Linked DNA regions of Homo sapiens: region 2 is linked to region 1. Evidence: chromatin loops called from intact Hi-C (ENCODE). Cell type or tissue: breast epithelium. All regions are shown on one strand.

Region 1 (4,000 bases):
ATGTGAGGGCAACTTTGAGCCAATCCCTTCAGCAGAGAGCTTTAGTTTATTGGGCAACTTTGAGCCAATCCCTTCAGCAGAGAGCTTTAGTTTATTTGAAAAAATACTATTGTATTTTGTCTCTTTTATGCCCAGTGTTTTGTAGGCACCAAGTAAAAGCCAAGAAAAATGTAAGAAATTGCCCTGCCCTGAAAAAGTTTACAAGGACATTCAGAAAAGAATTTTCAGCTAGGCGTGGCGGCTCATGCCTTTAATCTTAACACTTTGGGAGGCTGAAGCAAGAGGATTACTTGAGCCCAGGGGTTCAAACCAGCCTGGGTAACACAGTGAGACTCTATCTGTACCAAAAAAAAAAAAATAGCTGGGTATGGTGGCATGTGCCTATAGTCCCAGCTACTTGGAAGGCTGAGATAGGGGGATAGCTTGAGCCCAGGAGGCGGAGGTTGCAGTGAGTCATGTTTGCACCACTGCGCTCCAGCCTGTGTGACAGAGCAAGACCCTATCTCAAAAAAAAAAAAAAAAAAAAGAATTTTCATTCATTTATTCAACAAACATTTGAGTACCTACGTTGTGCTAGACACAGAACCAGGAACCAGGTGAGTAAGACAAGCATGATGCTTGCCTCATGGAGCTTACCGTCTAGAGAAAGGAGGGAGATACTCAAACCATCAACAAACACAATAATTTCAAGTGGTTTTACATGCTAGACTTGTCAGAGACCTCTCAGAGAGCGTGACATTTGAGTAGCAGCTGTGCAAAGATTTAAAGGAAGAGCATTCTAGACACAGGGAAACAGGAAGTAGAAGCCTCTGAGGCGTGCAGCAGGTTGGCTTAATAAATAACAAGAAATGAGTGTGGCTACAACTCAGCAAGGGGGTGAGTCGTAGGCAGGCCAGGTGTAGAGTGCGAATTTTATTTTGAATGCAGAGGAAGCCTTTGGCAGGTGAAAACATGACACTTCAACCTGAACTTATTGATCTACCTCGGGGTAGATCTGTGGCCTCAGTGAAATTTTGGGAGTAACAGACCTGGGATTCTTAGAACTTAGAGCCCCAGGTAAACCTACAGATGGAAAGAAAAGAAATTGGCCAGGCACAGTGGCTCATGCCTATAATCCCAACACTTTGGGAGGCAGGAGAATCTCTTGAGGTCAAGAGTTCAAGACCAGCATGGGCAACATAGCAAGACCCTCTACAAAAATTTTTAAAAATTAGCTGGGCATGAAGTTGCACACCTGTAGTTCCAGCTACTCAGGAGGCCGAGGCAGAAGGATCACTTGAACCCAGGAGTTTGAGGCTGCAGTGAGCTATGATCACACCATTGCATTCCAGCCTGGGCCACAGAATAAGACCCTGTCTCGAAGAAGAAGGGGAAAGAGAAGGTGAAGGAGGAAGAGGAAGAAGAGGAAGAGGGAAGAAGGAAGACAGAAGACAGGAGAAGAAGGAGGAGGAGGAACAAGGAGAAGGAAGAAAAATGATAATAAATTAATATTGGCCTGTTTCTTAAGCCTGGGAGGTTGAGGCTGCAGTGAGCCATGTTCATGCCACTGCACTCCAGCCTGAGTGACAGAGTGAGACTCTGTTTCAAAAAAAAAAAAAAAAAAAAAAAAAAAAAAAAAAAAAAAGGCCGGTCATGGGGGCTCACACCTATAGTCCTAGCACTTTGGGAGGCTGAGGCAGGCAGATTGCCTGAGCTCAGTTCAAGACCACCTTGGGCAACATGGTGAAACCCTGTCTCTACTAAAATACAAAAAATTAGCCAGGCGTGGTAGCATGTGCCTGTAGTCCCAGCTACTCGGGAGGTTGAGGCACGAGAATCACTTGAACACAGGAGGTGGAGGTTGCAGTGAGCTGAGATCTCGTCACTGTACTCTAGCCTGGGAGATAAGAGTAAGACTCTGTCTCCAAAAAAAAAAAAAAAAGAACAGTCACTTCTAACCTCAGAGGCTTTCCTGGGTAGGAGAGGATGAAACTGCAAAATGAATAAACCATATAACAGGTCGCTGCTTGTGGCTCAGCATATTTCTTTCCTTTTGGGGACAATGCCCTTCAGGAAGCCACTGCTTTCCTGTTCTTGGGAATAGGATTTGGCTCAAGCTAGTCAGAAATATTTTTCACTTCCTATCTCCACACCAAAGTGACTGGCTCTGGGATGGGCACAGAACCCAGTCAGAGCCAGTGAAACTCAAGAAGACATCGTCTAGAGCCTTCTGGCAAAAAAAAAAAAAAGAAAGAAAGAAAAAAAAAAGCTTTCTCTCTTTTGCATGGGAGCCATCAGTATAAAGATGCAAAGTTTAGAACCACTGCAGGCATTTGTGACCATGGGGAAGATTCTGGAACTGTTAGGGGCTGTGGGGGAGCATCGCATGGTGCCTGAGGATGAAGCCAACACCACAGAAGGTAGAGCGAGAGATGGAGAACGCTGTGTCCTTGTGAAGCCATTGAGCCCCAGGATCGAGCCTCGCCTGAAGCCAGGCCTATTGCTGGAGGTTTTAGTGGCCTCCACCAGTTAAATGCTCTTTATTATATAAGCCAATGTAAGTGGGGTTTCCTTGCTGCATAAAGAGCCTATATGATAGAAACATTGCAATAGGCACCCAACAACACTGAGGGCCTCCTCTGCACCTTCAGTTTCTAGGAGGAAGTAAGCCTGTTCCAGGACCCAAATAAATGGTCTCGCCTCCCCCTTCTCTATTTCAGTGTTTCCATGCCTCCTGTCACCATAGCACTGTGACTCTCATGGAAAGGCAGAGGAAGCAGAGGAGGAGAGGGTGCCTGTTTCCAGGCTGCGTTGCCACATTGGGGTGGGGGCTGGAGAGACAGAGAGAGAGAGAGGCGGCTCTAAGCCTGACATTTCAGGATAGAGATAACAGGGTAAAAATAAACTCCCAAGCGCCTGTAGCAGCACTCGCTTCTCTGGCTTCACAGTTATCTCTCTCTGCTTCGGGGACAGAAGGGTTCCTTTCGGGTCACCCCTTGGACTGCCCCTTCCCAGCCCCCGGCGGGGGAGGAGGACGCATAGGTCATTGATTTACATCTATCTGTCTACACCTGCTCTTTCACCGCTGGCAAGTCAAGGGATTGATCCCCTCCATCCCGTAGCCCCTCTTTTTATCCTGCAAATCACCTTTCACATCTGATGCTCCAGGAGCTCAGTGAGGTGAGTGAGTCAAGGGCCGGGGTCTCCCCATTTCCCAGTTGGGAAAAGCAGTGGGGCTTGGAAAGATGAAATGATTTTCCCCAAATCACACAGCTTTTTAGTGCTAATGTGTTCTGATCTAAAGCCAGGGCCTTTTCTGCCTTTCCATCTTCAATCAGGAGTAAAAGCAGTTTGATTCCCTCTCTGCAGGGCTTGTGGACAGCCATCCAGGCTGGGTACACACAGCTCCTGGGGGTGGCGTTCACATCACCTGGGACACAAGTATCATTGTGTGTCTCCTGACAACCACACCTCTCTGTCCCCTTTGTCCCCCTTCCCATCACACAGTGTCTGAGTTTTGTATTTGCCAGTGAGCCACCTACTTGCTTACTACAGAAGGGTGGCTGGGACGACACAGTGTCAAGGAACCCAACCCAGCTCTGCCACTGAGGTCCACAGAAGGTCTCTGAGCCTCAGTTTTCTAATCTTTAAAATGGTGATCAAAATAAACCAACGTAGGATTAAATAAACCATTGCATGCCAGGCCCTTGGCCTGTGCCTGATACATGATCATCTAAATGTTGGAGCTTCCTGTGACAATGACAGCTTTTCCTATGCTGGTGTATGGGTATAGCGACTACGTCCCTCACCCATGTCCGCAGTACCTGCCCTTTGAGTTCTTTCTCTCTCAGTGGCCAAGGATTTGCAATGAGCCATTTCATCAGTTAAGACGCTTGTGGTTGCAAGCAACCGAAACACTGATCCTCACTGGATTACATGAAAGGGGAATTTATTGGCTTGGTGGGTAGCTCCAAAGGCGGCCAAGGGTAGAGCCTAGCTTCGGGCACAGCTGGATCCAGGA
Region 2 (4,000 bases), 200 kb after region 1:
TTCCAGCAGTTGGGGCGAGAAAGTATATGTTGGCACTAGAAACATTGTCAAGATTTATTCTGTGGTGTAGGTATGCACATTCCATAGGTATGCACACGGCCATGTAATATCAGTATATCCCAAGTTAACGAAAGTGTTCATTTACATAGGCAATGGAGACCTTTGCATTGTGATCCATAGAACATAGGAGGATGTTCTTAGTGTGTCTCAAAGCTCTATATGTTTACATATTATTTCTGTAGATTGTTTTCAGGAGAAAGTTTTGCTTCCATGGTAAGAGTGAGCACTTTGGCTTCTGTGTAAGTTAGAAATAATTGTTAGTTTTTAATATGTACTTCCTGGGGAAATTTCTTAGATGTTTGCAAGCAAGTGAAAACAGTTAGGGCCAGTGGTACTAACTACTTTATAAAATTTTATTTTTATTTGTAAGAAGTCATCTACTTAAGGCCCAGTTAATATAAGTGGAATCATCGTAGTTTAAGGAATACCCAGAGATTGCTGCTGTTCTATTTATTTTACAGAAAGGATAGCTAGATTGAAAGCTCTTCAGTGGACCTTGAGCTAATAGAGCTTTTACCACTAAAAGAGCATTATTCTCATGTCATAATGAGAATAATCATTTACATACTTGGCATAATAAATGCCTAAAAGACATTTTATTTTCTGAATCTATCGTTTTCTTGCTATAATGGGGATATTGTAAATTATGCATTTGTATTAATGGTATTTCTTAAAGCAATCTATGTAACTGTAAACTAAACCAATCTACAAACTATTGTAGGCATCTGTAAATTCTGTCGTAGGTATTATAAACCTTGTTGAAGTCTTAATCAGCAGATTATGTTGTGAATGTATTTGTACATTGTTAAAATAGTTTTTAAGATTATTTGTTTAATTGAATAAGTGTCTTATTAGAGTGATAGCTTTGAAGGTGCAAAACTTTATATTTGTATAAAATTCTACTGTTTACAAGGCAAAAAAAAAAAAAAGAGCTAGATTCCTTGATATTCTTTAAGCAAATTACCAAACTATATAAATACTATTATCTGACACATATACTTCCTTTGCATATGTTATATATAACATTGGTGGACAATTCACAAGACATCTTCTCCGAGCCATAGAAATCTAACAGTGGTTACCTCTGGGGAGAATGACTGAAGGTCTGAAGTAGAATGGATTAACTTTCACTTTTCTTTTTAAAATCTCTTTTTATGTGCATGTATACTTTATTTTAACAAATAAAAGAAAAATGTATTATAAAACAGGGATTCTTAAATCAAGATACTAACAGTACACATAGTGTTCTGTTTGAGTCCCGGGCTCAGAAGGAGACCCTTCGTGATTTGACTTTCTCCCCTTTGACTGCAAAATAAACTATTCACAGCAGAGAACTATAAATTTGTGAATCTTTGTGGAACTAAAATTTTTAAAGCCTTATGGTTTTATATTTGGAGAAAAAAAGTGTTATTTTCACCAAGTGTCTAATGTAATAGTAGTGGTAATAATTAGTAATAGCCACCACCATTTTAAACATTTATTTTTAAGAGAAAGGAAAAGTAGTTCATCAGTCTTTTGCCCTTTCAGTACAATTGTTTTCAAGTCCTTACCTGATTAAACAAGTGCAATTCTACATTTGGCCACCACACTGCTATCTGATCAAACACTGAAACAAGTATTGAATGGAATCCAATTAATCCCTCCTGTATCCAAGCTCAAAAGATAATATGAGGAAGCTGGCTTTTCTAAACTGTCTTGTTTTTACAGGATCAGGCCTTCACTTAATACTATTTAAACAATGCATAATAAATGTTTGCCAAAGTCCAACCACTTCATTCTCTTAACTACCCTGACATCTGTTTGAAAAATAAACAACTGAAACTAGGATCTGTTTATTACCTAGTACTGACTTCAGAGTCAATACATAGTCAATTCTAGAGTATTCTTTAGTTTTCCATCTTCAGAGATGGTTCATCTAATCCTCACTTGACTGCTCAGGCTTTTTTTTTTCACTCCTCATGATCCTAAAGTTTATTCTGTCCATTGTCCTGTAATTAAGTAATATACATTGGAGCTTCTCTCTAACTCACAGATAGCTGTTCATCACCTCTCCCCTCTCCCCTTTCCCACCCTCCTTCATACCCATAACTGAAATCCAGCTGTTCGTAAAGAATTTCCAAGACCATGGCTGCCTGCCATTATGCTCCCCAGAAAGTGTCATTTTTGCATTGTTTTGGTAACATACAGTCCTCTATGTCCCACTGAAAACTCAGGGCCAGAGCCATGCTTTGCCTCGGCTTGCTCAACTCAAACTAAACTGCTCTTTGTTATTAATATGCTGCATACAATGTGTTGTTTCCTTTAGGGGGAAAAGGCACTTTAATTACATCATATTAAGACAACATTTCACACTTTGGGAGGCCAACGCGGATGGAACACTTGAGGCCAGGAGTTGGAGACCAGCCTGGTCAACATAGGAAAACCCCGTCTCTATTAAAAATACAACAGATTAGCCGGGCATGGTGGTACACAACTTGTAATCCCAGCTACTCAGGAAGCTGAGGCACAAGAATCACTTGAACCCAGGAGACAGAGGTTGCAGGGAGCTGAGATCAGACCACTGCACTCCAGCCTGGGCGACAGAGGAAGACTCTGTCTCGAAAAAAAAAAAAAAAAAAAAAAAAATTTCAACATTCTACTTACGGAAACAAAAGAGGAAAGACATATCTTGGTTCAAAAAGCATGTGAAATTTTTGAATTAGGGTTATAAGTATCACATGAAAGAAGTTATTGTATTTTAAAGGTTTTGTTTTGTGTGTTTATTTGTTTGTTTGAGACAGAGTTCTTGCTCTATTGCCCAGGCTTGAGTGCCGTGGTACAATCATAGCTCACTGTATAGCCTCGAACTCCTGGGCTCAAGTGATCCTCCTACCTCAGAGCCTCCCAAGTAGCTGGGACTACAGGTGTGTGCTACCATGCCAGCTAATTTTTTTTATTTTTTATTTTTCTTTGGTAGAGACAGGGTCTCACTATGTTGCCCAGGCTGTTCTCAAACTCCTGGTCTCAAGCCATCCTCCCTCTTCAGCCTCCCCAAACACTGGGATTACAGGCATGAAGCACCGAGTTTGGCCTTACAGTTTTTTTATATTGGAAACGAATCTTAAAATTTTGTTCTAAAAGCACTCTAAACCATTTAAGAAGCAGGGGAAAGGAACTAAAAGAAGATACTTTTTTTTATGGAAAACCCGCTAGACAAATTCTAAAAGAGCTGTAACACTTAAGATACTTTATATCTAAACTACCATATTGCTGGGAATGACATTTTCAGTTTATCATTGGATAAGCTACCTTTCATTTTTTTGGAATTGGGATTAAAATCAAATTTTTACTTTTCTTGCATAAAAGTAGAGCAAATTCAAAACACCTCTATTGACATAATATTGTTTTTATCTGTTGTGATAAGGAATAAGGATTAAGTAAAAATTTCAAAATTATACACCCTTTTCTCCTTATTGAAATGTAATAGAAAACTGTAAATGTTAGCCCTAAGAGATGAAAGATCATAATTCAATAAATTTTTTTCTTTAAATGAAATAGCCATCTGTATCCATGTTCACATATGTCTGCTACAATTGCAAAAGACAATGGTTAATACGTGAGGAAATTAGTCTCATTACTTTATGATCATGCTTTATATATATTACATTGGAATAGTCTTCCTTTTAAGAATTCAAATTAAGGGAATAACTGAAATGAAGAATTAACTTTATACACAAAAATTGCACCACAGCATTATTTATAGTTAAAAAATTGGAAACAACCTAAGTGATAAACAGGGACTATTTAGTAAACTATGCCATATCCACCTAACAGAGTATTTTATGTAGCCACTAAAATAATAAGAATATTTATCATTGTAGTTACAGAGTGATCGGAGTATGTAGAAGCAGAGAATCAAAATCTATGCTTAAAGACAGAGGAAATACATGGTAACTCTAGT

What was found. Hi-C counts contacts between places; a loop is a spot of excess contacts. Peaks named below come from ENCODE experiments on the same cell type or tissue, not always from the same donor. Only the 100,000 strongest peaks of a DNase experiment are listed, where the experiment ranks them.
Region 2: it touches region 1 in a loop (3-fold over the local background); 1 of 110 quality-filtered maps calls a loop at or near these places.

What each region holds. Positions count from the first base shown.
Region 1 is chr16:13,997,287-14,001,286 of GRCh38, forward strand. It overlaps a transcript of MRTFB not described here. Among named protein-coding and RNA genes, the nearest start is that of LINC02185, 17 kb to the right of the region's middle. In breast epithelium, no CTCF peak of the experiment used is centred here; a DNase peak (open chromatin) is centred at 2,042; H3K27ac peaks cover 486 bases.
Region 2 is chr16:14,201,145-14,205,144 of GRCh38, forward strand. All of the region lies in intron 3 of MRTFB (myocardin related transcription factor B), which reads left to right. It also overlaps the pseudogene TVP23CP2 and the pseudogene LOC124903783. Among named protein-coding and RNA genes, the nearest start is that of TRT-CGT2-1, 83 kb to the right of the region's middle. In breast epithelium, a CTCF peak has its summit at 1,689; no DNase peak of the experiment used is centred here; H3K4me3 peaks cover 561 bases; H3K27ac peaks cover 1,332 bases.